Linked DNA regions of Homo sapiens: region 1 is linked to region 2. The links are chromatin loops, found by intact Hi-C in ENCODE. Cell type or tissue: heart right ventricle. All regions are shown on one strand. Links, peaks and the distances in the headings refer to the core of each region. The heading gives the core; the rest is flanking DNA. Region 1 overlaps AKAP13 (A-kinase anchoring protein 13). Region 2 overlaps AKAP13 (A-kinase anchoring protein 13).

Evidence for each region. Peaks named below come from ENCODE experiments on the same cell type or tissue, not always from the same donor. Only the 100,000 strongest peaks of a DNase experiment are listed, where the experiment ranks them.
Region 1: a loop joins it to region 2, with 6 times the contacts of the local background. A loop is called at or near these places in 6 of 110 quality-filtered maps.

Annotation. Positions count from the first base shown.
Region 1 is chr15:85,590,788-85,598,569 of GRCh38, forward strand. The region is part of intron 8 of AKAP13 (A-kinase anchoring protein 13); the gene reads left to right. Among named protein-coding and RNA genes, the nearest start is that of LINC02883, 160 kb to the right of the region's middle. In heart right ventricle, for the core only: a CTCF peak has its summit at 1,470; no DNase peak of the experiment used is centred there; H3K27ac peaks cover 2,791 bases.
Region 2 is chr15:85,640,310-85,648,091 of GRCh38, forward strand. AKAP13 (A-kinase anchoring protein 13) reads left to right here. Exons shown (of 37, transcript NM_007200.5): 10 at 5,509-5,645. Among named protein-coding and RNA genes, the nearest start is that of LINC02883, 110 kb to the right of the region's middle. In heart right ventricle, for the core only: no CTCF peak of the experiment used is centred there; a DNase peak (open chromatin) is centred at 2,532; H3K4me3 peaks cover 569 bases; H3K27ac peaks cover 4,424 bases.

The DNA of each region.
Region 1 (7,782 bases), core at 1,218-6,217, 50 kb before region 2:
GTTTGAAGGTATTCAGATTACCTTTCGTTGTCATCTTTTTTTCCTTAGTGAGTTAATATATATCAAGTACTTAGATCAGAGCCTGGCACAAAATAAGTACAGCTTAGTATTATTATTAGTTTAGTAACTTCAGATTACAATATGCTATTCACTTATTTTAGTAACTAGTGGAATATGGTGGTTCAGACTCAGTTACTGCTTCTTGAACATGTTATAAAAGCTTCAGGAATAGTTTCTTACATTAATTTGAAATTGAAAGACATGGAACTTGTTTTGCTTCTGAGACCGTTACAATTTGAAAGAACCTTAAAGATTTTCTGAAGTCCAGCACCTTTGCTTTATAAGAGAAGAAATGGATTCAGGATAGTTAAATGACTTACCTTGTTTCACAGCTAGTTAACTGTCAGCTGGACTAGAACCCAATTTCTATGTGAATAATTTTTCCCATTATACTATTTCCTGAAGAATCATCTGAGGGTACACTTGGGAAGTCCCATCCACTTGGTTTAGGATGGGTTTTTGCGTTTTAAACAAGCATCCCTGAATGATACTTAATGCATGCTAAAATTCTAAAGCCATTGCATTATACTTTCATGCTTTTGGTAATAGTTGGAGAAACTCCTTTAGCCATTTTAAGATGTAAGCTGATATACTTTAAGTCTCATGTTCTTACTATAATCTGTTTAGCTGCAACTAAATACCACTAAGATGATGTTTCTCCAAAATGCTTGCTTTTGGTGCAGAAATTAGGAAGATTTTTTAGACCTGCCTTTTATTTCCTAAAGAATGATATGATATTGAGCCAGATGCTGGAGGCAAGCAGGAGATGACATTGAATACTTAAGTTCAGAAAAAGTTCAGAAAAGAGGGCCGTCTGACACCATTCGCCTTCATAGTATGTCCCAGTACTGCAAACCAATATCGTATGTTGTAGGGATCTTTTCTCTTCAAGATATGGCCAAGTTCATTAGGAAGGACCTTCTCTCCCTGGGGCATCTGTTCATTGAAGTATCTCAATAATAGTTCCTTTTCTGAATGCTCTTTGCATAAGCTTATTAGCCGTATGGAACAGTTAATTCTACAAACCAGTATATATTGTCAGGGCTCCTATGGTCCTAACAGTCAAACACTCAAGAACAACTATGTTCAAGGACAACTGTAAAATCCCATGTGTTGAGTATTAGGCTACTGGGAAAATCTACTCTTTATTTAACATACCTTCCTCAATCAAGAAAGCATTTAAAATCAGAACCATGATCTTTTTTTTTTTTTTTTTTTTTGGCAATTATACAGCCAAACATCAAATTAACTGAATTTCCATTCTTAGTTATTTTTACAACAGTATTCATGTTTTTTTCTTCAGGACTGTAGTAAGGGCATTGTTGGTCTTAGAATATTGCCTGTTAATATCTTCCTGAACTATGTCCTTTTATTATATTTAATGGAACACTCTGTTTTCTTTCTGTTGTCTAAAGGGGGCGAACTTGTATTTCCATCCCTAGTCTAGGAATTTGGTTGAAAGCTTTTGTATTGTGTGGCTGTTCACAGACTTCATGCTCAGCTGCCGTGGGAAAATATGACAGCCTCTAGGCTATTTGGTGACTAATCCAACAACTTATAATGCTGATATTCAAAATGGCTTGTACGTCCCACCCTGTTATTTAATAGTTGTCAGTTTTTAAAAAGGTCCTTTAAAAATGTTTCTGCCATCATATTCACATAGTTTTGTGGTGTGTGTGTCACCTAGGGAAAGGCAAATTGCCCACTTTCTGAGTTGCCAGAAAGTCTTATCTGCATACATTTTTGGCATGTAAGAGAGGCAGGCTCTCCTTAAATTATCCCATATAGGTCCAAAGCTAGAGCTAGCATCAACCACACAAAATTTAATTCTCAGTTTTTTTCATGTAGATTTTTTGGAGACTCTCTGTATCTCCTCTGAAATGGAGAGTTTCCAGGAAATTATCAGCGGCTCCTAATACAAATTTTTAATACAATTGTGGAAAAGAAGTACCTCAGAGAACCCCAGACCATAAAGTCACAAGTGGCAAAACTATAAACTTAGTGTAAAACTACCCATAGATAATGTATGTAAAGGTATAATTTAATGATCTAGTTGTACATTTTTAAGTGACCTTAAGCAAGTTATTTAATTTCTCTGATCTGTGTTTTCTCCTTTGTGTAATGGTTAATCTCTAGTTTCTTCCAGCTCTTAATTTTTGACCAGTGTGTGATTATGAAATGATTAGAATAATTTAAAAAATACTGTAATCCCAGCACTTCGGGAGGCTGAGGCAGGTGGATCACATGAGGCCAGGAGTTCGAGACCAGCCTGGCCAACATGGCAAAACCCCATCTCTACTAAAAATGCAAAAAAATTAGCAGGGCGTGGTGGTGCGCCCCTGTAATCCCAGCTACTTGGGAGGCTGAGGCATGAGAATTGCTTGAACCTGGGAGGTGGAGGTTGCAGTGAGCCAAGATTGCACCACTGCCCTCCAGCCTGGAAGGCAGAATGAGACTCTATCTCAAAACAAAAACAAAAAAACAAAAAAACAGAAAACCAAAAACAAAACTGAGGATATCTTACATTTGGACCAAAAGGACAATCATGAGGGATTTTTTTTTTCTTTTTTAAATTTGAGACAGGGTCTTGCTATGTTGCAGATCTTGAACTCCTGGGCACAAGTGATCCTCCTGCCTTGGCCTCCCAAGGTGCAGGATTACAGGTGTGAGCCACCATGTGGGAATTTTTTTTTTTTTTTTTAAATCACACATTCTTTAACCCAATCCTTAACTAATCACTTTTGTCTTAAATGTTTTCCAAGGTGTTTTGTTCTGGGATATTAAAATCAATTATATTAGAATCTGCTTTTTTCTTTCATAGAACTGCTGAATCATAGGTCATATGTGCATTTTAGAGGGGATGTGTGTCTCATGCCACCCCCTCTTGAGTGAAAATAACTGTATCTGAGTCTTACCACTCTTTCTGTCTACTACTTACACTCATTTCTCTTTTGTTCATTCGTATTATATTGACAGCCAATGATAATAGCTAAGTATAAGGGAAAGATTATGGAGCCCAGTGAATTAGGGTTTTAACCTAGTTTTGCCAACTACCAGCTGAATAATTTTGATTCATTTATTTAGAGGCTGTTTCCTCATTTGTAAATTTGGGATATTGATGCCTGTTACAAAGGTTGTTTGTATTAACTAGAGTTAGGAAATTCTAGCCTATAATAGGCATTTTAAATGCAATAGATATAATTCTAATCTCATTTTAAAGTAACTCAGAATTATTAGGCCCATCTTAAGACAGTATGAATGAGTGATTTTAGATAATGATTTTTAAATGGTCTTGGAAGAAGCTATCAGTTATATCAGGCCACAGTGGTACTCATTTAACTTTCCATGTCACTTTATGTTTACTGCAAGGGTGTACTAATTTATTCAGTACTCAGTTCAACAAATGTTCATTGAACTCTGTGCTAGGCCTCAGATATGCTGAAATGAAAGTAGATGAGTCTCTGCATTCAAAGGCTCATATTCTAGTAGGAAAGGCAATTATTAAACCAGTAAATCAGACATATTCTCAAGTGTTAAAATACAGGTAAACATATAGGTGCTTGTGAAAAGATAACTTTCAGTGAAATGGACGCTAAATTCTCCTTTCTAAGGAAGTTTTTAAAGAATATTATATTATTTTTACACTGTGGGAATGAAGATATATGCATTATGTATCAGAAATATAGGCTTGGGCGTAGCCATTATTTCTACCAGTAAATTTGGAAGGGCTACCAATAGGTGATCTCTTAGAAAAAACTATGTATTGCTTGTAGTTCTAAGTTCTGTGTTGCTTACTGATATAAATATGACTTAGAGCTGCTTGTTTTTGCCTGTAAAAGAGAAAGTTTCCATAGTAGAAAATTAAAAGAGAGATGTCATTTGATCTTTGAGAAAGGCCTAGGTCCACCTCAGGGATCTACCTGGGTACCTACAATTTAGGCAGTTTTAGATATTCCATATTAGGTTTTGATTGTGGATTTTAACAAGAGTCTAGTGATATGTCGCTAGTTGACCACCAGAAGAGTAAATGTGTACACTATTTACGGAGTTGTCCACTATATATGGAGTTGTCTACTTTATCCAGAAAAAGTTTCAGGGTCACCAATTTCAGATGTTTCTAGTCTCCTAGGCTGCTCAATTTTGTGATATTAGCCTGTGGCTTTAATTTCATTCATTTATTCATTTAGTAAACATTAAATGATTATTTTTCCCTGGACAAATTATTGCATCAAATTTGGAGGGTTTTTTTTGTTTTTGTTTTTGTTTTGTAGAGATAGGGTCTCACTTTGTTGCCCAGGTTGGAGTGCAGTGGCGTGATCATAGCTCACTGCAGCCTCAACTTCCTGGGCTCAAGTGATACTCCCACCTCAGCCTCCAGAATAGCTGAGACCACAGGTGCGAGCCACCACACCTAGCTAATTTTTAAATTTTTGTAGAGACACGGTCTCCACAATGTTGCCCAGGCTGGTCTCAAACTCCTGGACTCAGTGACCCTCCCACCTCAGCCTCCCAAAGTGCTGGGAATACAGGCATGAGCCACTGCACCCTGCCAAATACCAGATAATTTTTGAAAGTTAGGTATCCTTTTTGCCCTCAGCATACCTAGAATCTAGTTAAATTTAAAAAAGCAAACATATACAGATATAATCACAATACATGAATGCAGTATATGAGACATGTTATCAGATACCATTAATGTGCTATAGGAGATCAGAGAGAGGAATACTTCTTGAAAAGTGCCTGTCTGAAACGTAATGGTGTTTCCTTGGTGAGACCCATGTTGTACCACAGGTGGTATCAATAGTCTATTGGCAAGAACAGGGATAGCTTCAGGGAGCCATTGATATGCTTTCCAGCCTTGTAGTTATTTTTTTACTTTCACAATACGCTCAGCCCTTCGAAGATCATAGAATTGCCTAAGGATTGCCAGAGACACATCAGTTTGCAAGGTAACTGATCTGGCAGTAATCCAGGTTAAAAAAAGAAATTTCATTAGGACTGAAAAACATAAAATTTACCACAGAATATGAAAAATGGAAGTATTCAGTAGTATATGAACCATGTGGAAATTGAAACAAGTAGTATTTCTGTTTAAATATTTCCATTCAGCCATTGAAAGTGTGTGTTCTCCCTTCCTGCCTCTTTCATTTCATACAGTGATGTAGACATTTTGCTTCCATTCTGAGGACACCCAAAACCCTATCACTGCTGTGGACCTGAGCAACTGGGACAGTGTCTTAAGTGTACATATGAAGTCTTCAAAGAAAGTTAGTTGATGGTGAAAATGCCTTTCATAAAGTTCAGGGCAGAGAATACTCTTATGAGCACATTTAAAATATCTAAGTTTAAACCTAACTCAGAAGTCAGAGTAAGCCAAAATGTTTATTGTATTGATCTTCTTTTTCTGTAGTTGGCATTTGCTCCTGACTGAGTCATTAGTATTCATATATATATTTAAGAGTTTTGAAAGCATAGTTGCTGGGTGTAGTGACTCACAACTATAATCCTGGCACTTTGGGAGATCGAAGCAGGTGTATTGCTTGAGCCTAGGAGTTCGCAACCAGCCTGGGCAAAACCCTGTCTCTACCAAAACTACAAAAATTAGCCAGGCGTGGTGGCATGCTCCTTGGGAGGCTGAGGTGGGAGGATCATCTGAGCCTGGGGAGGTGGAGGCTGCGGTGACCCATGATTATGCCACTGCACCCTAGTCTGGGCAACAGAATGAGACCCTGTCTCAAAATAAAATAAAAAACCTAGTCACTCTGGGGTTGGAATTTGGGGTTATGGAGGTATAAAAACGAGTCAGACTTTTCACATGTGATTTCAGTGTTTGTACTGAAGATGGTTGCAAAAGATTTCTCTAACAGTTTGAACTAATTATAATAGGAATAATTGGGGTAAATTGTATAGCTTCACAGTTGGCCTTTATGGTTAAATACGTATTTGAAAGGATAAATTTGGCTTGGCGCTTTCATTTATGTGAGATACGTGTGTATGTGTATGTTTCTTTTACTGTGTAGAGTATGAAGTACCTTGGGAGTGGCACATCTGGGAAGTTTTTGCTGAACCCCTTCTCTGAGGCAGAAAAAAAACATGGTGGAGAGGCTAAGTAGTTAAAAATTATGAATTATTTTATTGCTTGGAATCCCCTTGAAGAAAGATAGATTAGTAGAAAAACATACTTGAACTGGAGATGTCCTGTTCCCTTTTGATTTATGTAAAAACAGCATGTGATCAAAAAATTTGTAATGGAACCATTTAGAGGTCTTTTCTATTTATACTCCAGATTCTATAACTATGGGAATCCAAAATCTTCCAAAAATAATTGTTCTCATTATAGAATATTAGTTTAGGGAGGAATTTTAGTGAGCATGAGGCTTGTGCCCTTTAATTTGCAAGAAAGGAACTGGAGTCCCCAAAGAGCTAGCATGCTCAAAGGGCCTGCCATCATTTGTGATGCCCAGGAGCCTCTCCTTGCCCACCTCTGTCTTAGACATCACCTGTCACTGAAGTAAGCTCCTCAGTGTCACATGGTAAGCCAGAGGCACACTGGAAACCTCTCCAGTGTTTCTGCTGGAGATTCTTAAATAGGAAATTCTTAAATAGGACCATCTTTACTGGTCAGTGACTTTCCTCTACTTTATGAAATCCTTTAATCCTTACTCCCCATACATTAAGAAAAATTATGGGAAGGATACAGCTGAATGTGTACGCTTGATCCCTTTGTTGTGGTTGATGAGCTGTGTGCATCTGCTGCACTGGTGACTCTGCAGTACTTCCTTTTAGCAAATTGCCTTCTGATACAGATACTTGGAGGCTTGTGGCTGGGCCATGGGCAGATCACGGTATAGGGTGATCTGGGTAGACTGAGGATTCCCACTTCCTGTTGCCTTCTCCTTTCCTGAGCATGGCATCTTTATTTTTGGGTGTGCTTGTTGTGTGTTACCTTCCTTGAAATTTAGTGAAAATTGTTACCTACCAACCCAGTAAGCCTGCATGAATCACTGTGAAATCCAGGTTTGTGTAATTCCAGCGTTTTCTGACAGCAGATGAATGATGTGAAAAATGGAAGAGCCTTCTGCTTGTCATGTTCTTCCTTAGGGTAAGATCCTGGTCGCTCTGGGAAAAGCAGAATTGTAAGATCCCCTTTCCAATATTCTTTATCTTTTGGTTTCTATGAAAATAATAACTCAAGGAAAATGTCGTATGTTCAGTTTTATTTTTGACATCATTAATTTCTTTCTTTGTCATTCTTCCTCCTTGTTTTGCTACCAAAAATTTGTTGTGTTTATTTTTTCCCTTGAATCAAGGGGCCTGAAGACAATGGGTTGGTTTGGACTCCCCCTGCCATGCTGGGCTAGAGAAGAACCAAGGGGTACCACCTCAGCCACCCACAGGCCTCTTGCAATTGGGCCTAGGCCTGGTCCATTCTGGAGAGGATGCATGATGAGAAGCATCAGAGCCTGTGTAGTGTGCAGTCTCTACTTTGTGGGCAACAGGACATTTTCTCTAAGAGGCTCAGGAATTTTTTCTCTCATTCCACCCCGTGAAAGCCAGAAACTGTGGGAAGCCACAGACTGACTTGTCAGCGGGAGAGGCATGGAAAAAACATATGTCCATGCACGAATCCCTTACTTTAAACATTTGTAGCAAAGATTCCAACGGTAAATTATGCTGTTGGAACATAGTCCCTTCTTCCAGGAGATGTTACTCTTGTGCATT
Region 2 (7,782 bases), core at 1,637-6,636:
AGCCTCTGTTTGCCTTCCCAATTTTTACTGCCCAGCTTTAAAAATTACCTAGTCTTCATTTGCAGGTCTTTTTAGAAATAGTTTACATGTAGATACCCTCCAGTAGTATTAAATTTAAAAACAAATGGTTTTGAATCCTCTAACTCCAGAGCAGTTTCCTACTGATTGTCAACTCTCTAACTTTACTACAAAGGAAATATTGAAAACAAATATGAGAAGTGTTTTTCTCTATTTTTGTCTCATTTTTTGAGAGTAGTTAAGGATATTATGCTATAGTTGTGTTCAGGGTCCAAGTTTTACAAGATTGGCCCTGTTCACAGATTTAGCTGACACTTCCCCCATGTAGCCTCCTAGAACCTTCTACTTAAACGTGTACCACTTACTACTGTGTTTTGGGTCCTTAAACTGTTTGGGGCTTTTTCTAAAAGTGTAATTAAAACCACCCAAGAGTGAGACTTTCTGCCAAGTAAAGGTTAAATGAGGTTGGTCACAGTTTGAATATTCATAGGAAGGAAAGATCTCCACACATCATAGTTTAATTTCTATATTTAGAGAAATAATTTTTGAACCCCTGGATGTTTTCCCCAGGACACAATTTTGAATTCTGTAGACCTACTGTACACCCTAACCCCAAGCATAAGCAATTTAGTCTTTTTAGAGTAATTATTGTAAAATCTCGATTTAACAGAATTGCAGATCAGAATTATGCTACTGAGCTTCAGACCTGAGATTTTGATTTTAGGCATAGTGTTTTTGTGAATCCCAGGTACTTTGTTTTGCAGGTTTCTGTATTTTACTTTATACACACTTCCTCAAGAGAGCAATAGCATTAGACCAAATAAGATATTGTCTTTTGGCCGGGCGAGGTGGCTCACGCCTGTAATCCCAACACTTGGGGAGGCCGAGGCGGGCAGATCACGAGATCAGGAGTTCAAGACCAGCCTGGCCAGTATGGTGAAACTCCCATCTCTACTAAAAATACAAAAATTAGCCGGGTGTGGTGGCACGCCTCTGTAGTCCCAGATACTCGGGAGACTGAGGCAGAAGAATCACTTGAACCTGGGAGGCGGAGGTTGCAGTGAGCCAAGATCATGCCACTGCACTCCAGCCTGGGCGACGGAGCAAGACTCCATCTCAAATAAATAAATAAATAAATAAATAAATAAATAAATAAATAAATAAATAAATAAATAAATAACGGAGTCTCGCTCTGTCGCCCAGGCTGGAATGCAGTGGCACAATCTCGGCTCACTGCAAGCTCCGCCTCCCAGGTTCACACCATTCTCCTGCCTCAGCCTTCTGAGTAGCTGGGACTACAGGTGCCTGCCACCACACCCGGCTAATTTTTTTGTATTTTCAGTAGAGATGGGGTTTCACCATATTAGCCAGGATGGTCTCAATCTCCTGACCTTGTGATCCATCCCCCTCATCCTTCCAAAGTGCTTACAAAGGGATTACAGGCATGAGCCACCGTGCCTGGCCAAGATACTGTCTTTTAAAATCACTTTGTATACTCTTCAATAATGGATAAATTACAAGATAGAATTATGATTAGTGTGACATAACAGAGCCCACCGGATTTCAGCAGTGTGTTTTCCTGCCCTTCCCCAACAACAGTTTGTTGGCATATATGTTGTTTTAAACCTAAATGACTAGATAACACCTTTTAAAAAGTTTGTATTATGTTAGCTTCTGAAAAGCTAATAGCTCAGTACACAAAAATTACAGACAGATTTACATATGGGTCATAAAATGGGACTGGCCCTACCTGTGTCCACCTTTAAGGTACTGTCATCTGGATACTTACTGAATCATACATTAAAGGTTAATGAAGCCTTAACTTCATTAGACACATATATCACACACCTGCTATGTGCTGGAAACCAGAGTTCTGGTTACTGTATGTATAAATTATTCCTGTCACTATGACTCCTTTAGGGAAGTACTAATCATCTCTTGTCACTGTTATGGAAATGGCAACTGAGAGGGGTGAAATTACTTCTTGCCTGGAATTTTTCTTCTATTAAGTAGTCAGACCTAGATTTAAGCCTGATCAGTCTAACTAAAAAACCAGAGCTCTTTACTCTTGTTTACACTTAGATATGCCGCTCCCCTTTATTCAGTAGGAAGGGGACAAATAGGAAGAAAGAAAAGATTTTATTAATTTTGAAAACTTACCAATTCATGTGACACAGGGTGTGGATTAGCTCTGCCTTTAGGGATTCCCCCCACCTCCCCCCGCCCCATGGCGTTAGGGGGTTATAATGGTTTACGGTCCCTCTCTCTCCATCTTAGCCCTTCTTTCTGTACTTTTCCCTCTTTCCCTCCTCAACAGTCAGCTTTATCTCACAGAGCAGACTCTCGTCCCAAACTTGGTTTGTTATCCCTTGTGGTGCTGGCTTGAATTTATTTTCTGGGTGAGGTATTCCTCCCAGGGCTGAATCTGGATCTTCCCCATGAATTTTCCATTCGAATATCGTGAGCTAGTTTGTTTTCCAGTCTGGAATTTGGACGTGGTCTGTTAGAGGGCCAGCTGGACAGCGAGCAGCTCAGCGTAGTTGCTGTGACAGCCCTTTCTTTTCTTGGCCAGCCCCCATATTTTTCCCTCAACCATGGAAAGGCATTTTTTTATTTTTTCAAGCAGGGAAAGGAGAAGGAATAGATCACACCCACCAACTCCTCCTAGGTTACTACATACTCTAGGAAACGTGAAAAAAAAAAAACCTCCAGAATACCCATAGTTTCCAGTCTGTTAAAGGCAGGGCTGTTCCCATTGAACTAACACACTCCAAAATAGTTTGAACCAAGACTGAAACAGACTAAGGTGATTTTTTTTTTAAATGAAAGATTTTCAGATTCATCCATGAGCCCTCTCTCACTTCCTATGGCATTTTTTTTTTTTGTAATTCTTTGTTGAAATTGTCTTCTAATATGTTCATTTCTGCTACAAGACAGTAAACTGCTTCCCCCCCAACACTAAACATTTCTTTTTATTTGGTTACTCCCCAGTATTTAGCCAGATGCTTAACTAGTAGAAAAAGTAATTTTATTGGCAGGGGATTTATGACCTATACCAATGCAATGCAATGCAGCCTTGACCCTTGCTCTAAGCTACCAGCGCAAATAATTCAGTGATTATCACTAATTACTTAACTGTTAATTAGAAGAACTATTTCTTCCCACTTTCAACACACAGAGACAACATAATTACCATCCAGGCATAAAATCTAATAATCAAAGGAGACGTTGGAAGTTATGTAGTCCAACCCTCACTTCCCTCTCTGTGCAGATACCTTTTCTGTAATATCTTGACATAGTCATTCTGTGTTCCAAAACCCTTCTGGTAAAGTGATAGTCATTACTTTATAGGCCACCCAACCTATTGCTAAGAAGCCCCGTTTTAGTGAAGCTCTGTAGCTCACACTCACTGGTCTTTGCCCCTGGAACAGTACAGAGGGAATCTGTGACAGTCTTTAGGCACATTTTCTTCAAGCTCCTCGGCAAGCTGTATGTATCTCAGACGGTTTGACTGTCGTGACCCCATTACTACGTACACATTTTTGTTTATCAGTGTTCTACTTGAGATGTTATTTAGGAACAAGTACAGTCCCGAGGGTGTGGTCTGGATGGCACATAGCGACAGGACTGTCCCCGTTTTGGATGCCCGTGTACTATTTACTAATAGAGACTAAAACTATTAGTGTTTCTTTGGTTTTGTCATCACCTTGTACTGTCAGTTCCTTTTGAATTTGCTTCCCCCAAAACCTCCAAGTAGAGTTCTCTTTAACTCCTAGATAGCCAGGTTTCTTGCCCTGTCCCTCATCATTTAGTGTCACCTACAAATTTGATAAAGCATGCCTACCTGGTTGTCCAAATAACACATTAACTTGCTTACAAAAACAGAGATGCATGACTTTTATCTTCTTTTTTTTTTTTTTTGGAAATGAAGTTGCTCTCTGTCACCTAGGCTGGAGTGCAATGGCGTGATCTTGGCTCACTGGGCTCACTGCAGTCTCCGCTTCCCGGGTTCAAGCGATTCTTCTGCCTCAGCCTCCCAAGTAGCTGGGATTACAGGCACCTGCCACCATGCCTGGCTAATTTTTTGTATTTTTAGTAGAGACGGGGTTTCACCATGTTGACCAGGCTGTTCTCGAACTCTGGCCGCAGGTGATCCGCCTGCCTCAGCCTCCCAAAGTGCTGGGATTACAGGCTTGAGCCACCATGCCCGGCCATGACTTTTATCCTTAAAACTTCTTAGGGCCAGGCCCAGTGGCTCACACCTGTAATCCCAGCACTTTGGGAGGCTGAGGCAGGTGGATCACATGGTCAGGAGATGGAGATCATCCTGGCTAACACGGTGAAACCTCATCTCTACTAAAAATACAAAAAAAAAAAAAAAAAAAAAAATTAGCCAGGCATGGTGGCACGTGCCTGTAGTCCCAGCTACTCAAGAGGCTGAAGCAGGAGAATCGCTTGAACCCAGGAGGCGGAAGTTGCAAAAACTTATTGAAGGAAGCTCATATCCACTCAGTAATGGACTTGGGTTCTTGGTTTCACCATCCACAAATCTCTTTAACCGTGTTGGTACCCAGTCACATGTCACTTTTGTTTACAAAGTTAATAGCCTGGGCAACATGCCAAAACCCCATCTTTACAAAAAATAAACTGGACTTGGTGGCGTGTGCCTGCATTCTCAGCTACTTGGGAGGCTAAGGTGTGAGGATTGCTTGAGCCCAGGAGGTGGAGGTTGAAGTGAGCTGAGATCATGTCACCGTAGTACAGCCTGAGCAACAGAACGAGAACTTGTCTCAAAATAAACAACACAAAACAGAAAAGCAAAGTTAATAAGAGAGAATACCTTGCTTATTTCAAGCTACTAAGTTTTTAGGCTTCCTCAATGTACAAAGGTAGTATTTCTGTCACAGACCCCTCCCTCTAGCTTGCCAGGGTCCCTGTTCTAGTTATTGAACCGAAAACATTCTAAATGATAAATTTTTCCACTTTGGCATATTATGCCCCCAATTTAAGAGCTATTTATGGTAAGAAAAGTTAAATTATATTTCTGTTATTACTCAGTAGAACCTATAAGTTTAAAACAAACCCCATCACATAGTTGCTAGTAAAAGACTTTGGATTTTGAAGACAAAAGAAAAAAAATGCCCTCACTACCATGAGGAAAGCATTACCATTCAGGTATCTAAATAGAAGTAGAATATGCTTCTAAATCATCCTTTTATCTTTCTGTACCTAATATAAACGTGGCAGATGCATGATTGTCCTGTAGGAGCTATTTCAACCTAGAATTGGAGTAGCAGAGCTACTAATTTGACTGTGTCCTTTTATAGCTTCTTAATTTTGAAAAAAAGAAATAAGGAGGGAAGGAAGAGAAAAGAGTGAGAGAGAGATTTAAAAGACTGGTTGCTGGGGTGAAAAGGAAGTGGTTCTTTTTGTTTTTTGGTTTTTTTGTTTTTTTTTTTTCAATATTGGTGAATAAATTCTCTTTTTCAGAATGTGAGAACTTCCTGGATGTTGGACTGGGCAGAGAGTGTACCTCAAAACAAGGTGTACTTAAAAGAGAATCTGGGAGTGATTCTGACCTCTTTCACTCACCCAGTGATGACATGGACAGCATCATCTTCCCAAAGGTACTGTGTGGACCTTCCTTTCATTTTTGTCACACGGCTTTTGTGTTCCTATTTGGGCTTCCCAAACTCTTTTCCAACTTTTTCCCCCTCTTGTGCTCTCCTGTTTCCCTAAATATGTAACTCCTGCTAGTAAGTTGTGATCCAGCTAGCCTTGTAGGGCCTCACTCACTCTGAGAGGCATGTAAATGTTCTTTGGAGAAGGAAGCGCCAGATTACCAGGGTTTAGAAAAAGGCACTGGGCTGGGCATGGTGGCTCACGCCTGTAATCCCAACACTTTGGGAGGCTGAGGTGGGCGGACCCCTTGAGGTCAGGAGTTCGAGACCAGCCTGGCCAACATGGTGAAACCCCATCTCTACTAAAAATATAAAAATTAGCTGGACGTGCTCACTTGAACCCAGGAGGTGGAGGTTGCAGTGAGTCAAGTTCGCGCCACTAAACTCTAGCCTGGGTGGCAGAGCGAGACTCTGTCTCCAAAAACAAAAAAAAGGGAAAGAAAAAAGCATTGGCCAAAGTTATTTAATGTGAAATTGTGGCCAGTTAAATACAGATTTTGAAGCTCACTTGGGAGTCAGAAGAAATGGAAGTTCCTTTAGAATTAATTAAGTCAGATGACAGTGAACACTTCTCAGTGGGCAGCAAGGACCGCAGCTCAGACTATATGATGTCATATTTATAAACCAGCTGTAGAGTCATTTCTGGTTAATGTGTTTAGGCCTGAAGCTTCCTGCTGAGTGTGGTCATATCACTCATCCTCATCTAGCCTGCCTAATTGGAACTTTCTAGATCTCTGCAATAGAGCCCTTCCACATGAATCAGCTCACATTTGCATATAATTGGAGGCTGCCTAAGGGAGGTGGGGAATGGGGGTAGTTTGCTTTCTTTTGCTTATATTTGTTTCTAGTGGCAGCAAGTTCTGTTTTGCTCACCTGAGAAGAATAGAGGGCTTTCCCCACAGCAGAGATGGCAAATGCTACTCAATTATATGCCACAAGTGGTTTTCTTAATGGTAAGGAGGTGAAGAGGCGGAAACACTGTTGCATCTACCAACACGGTTCCTTCTAGTTTTATAATGAGCTCGGAGAAGTGGTGAGAGCAGTTGTGTTAGTGGGTGATTAGGTTGTCCAAGATGGTGAATGATGCTGTGTAGAAGTTACAAGAATAGGCCGGGTGTGGTGGCTCATGCATGTAATCCCAGCACTTTGGGAGGCCAAGGCGGGTAGATCACTTGAGGTCAGGAGTTCGAGACCAGCCTGGAAATGGTGAAAACCCGTCTCTACTAAAAATACAAAAAAATTAGCTGGGCATGGTGGCGCGTGCCTGTAACCTCAGCTACTCTGGAGGCTGAAGCAGGAGAATTGCTTGAACCCAGGAGGTGAAGGCTGAAGTGAGCTGAGATCACACCACTGCACTGCAGCCTGGGCAACAGGAGTGAAACTCCATCTCAAAAGTAAAAATAAAATAAAATAGAAGTTACAAGAAAAGAGACCTAAAGATTTGGGAATCAGGAGCATATCAGTGCCTCTGTGAATGTACCCTGTGTGCCTTCCTTTCATTTTTGGCCTTCCCTGACTTTTTTTTTTTTGAACTCATTGTCTTCCCAAGGTCTTTGGAAAGACTTATTTAATATGATGCAAACTTAAGGATTTCTATCATTGTCACTCATAGTGACTTGACAAAAAATTCTATGAAGTAAAAACTCCACATTTAGGACCGGGCGCAATGGCTCACGCCTGTAATCCCAGTACTTTGGGAGGCTGAGGCGGGCTGATCATGAGGTCAGGAGATCGAGACCATCCTGGCTAACACGGTGAAACCCCATCTCTACTAAAAATAGTGGTGGCGGGCACCTGTAGTCCCAGCTACTCGGGAGGCTGAGGCAGGAGAATGGCGTGAACCCGGGAGGCGGAGCTTGCAGTGAGCCGAGATTGTGCCACTGCACTCCAGCCTGGGCGACAGAGCGAGACTCCATCTCAAAAAAACAAAAAACAAAACAAAAAAAACTCCACATTTAGAAGATCTGCCTTTCTCTTTACTTAGGAAAAGAGAAATCAATAGTTTTATGTTATTTTATTTTTTTTTTAATAATATCAGAATTTAGGTAATTTCCACTGCGACTTTCGAGGTTTTAATTGTAAG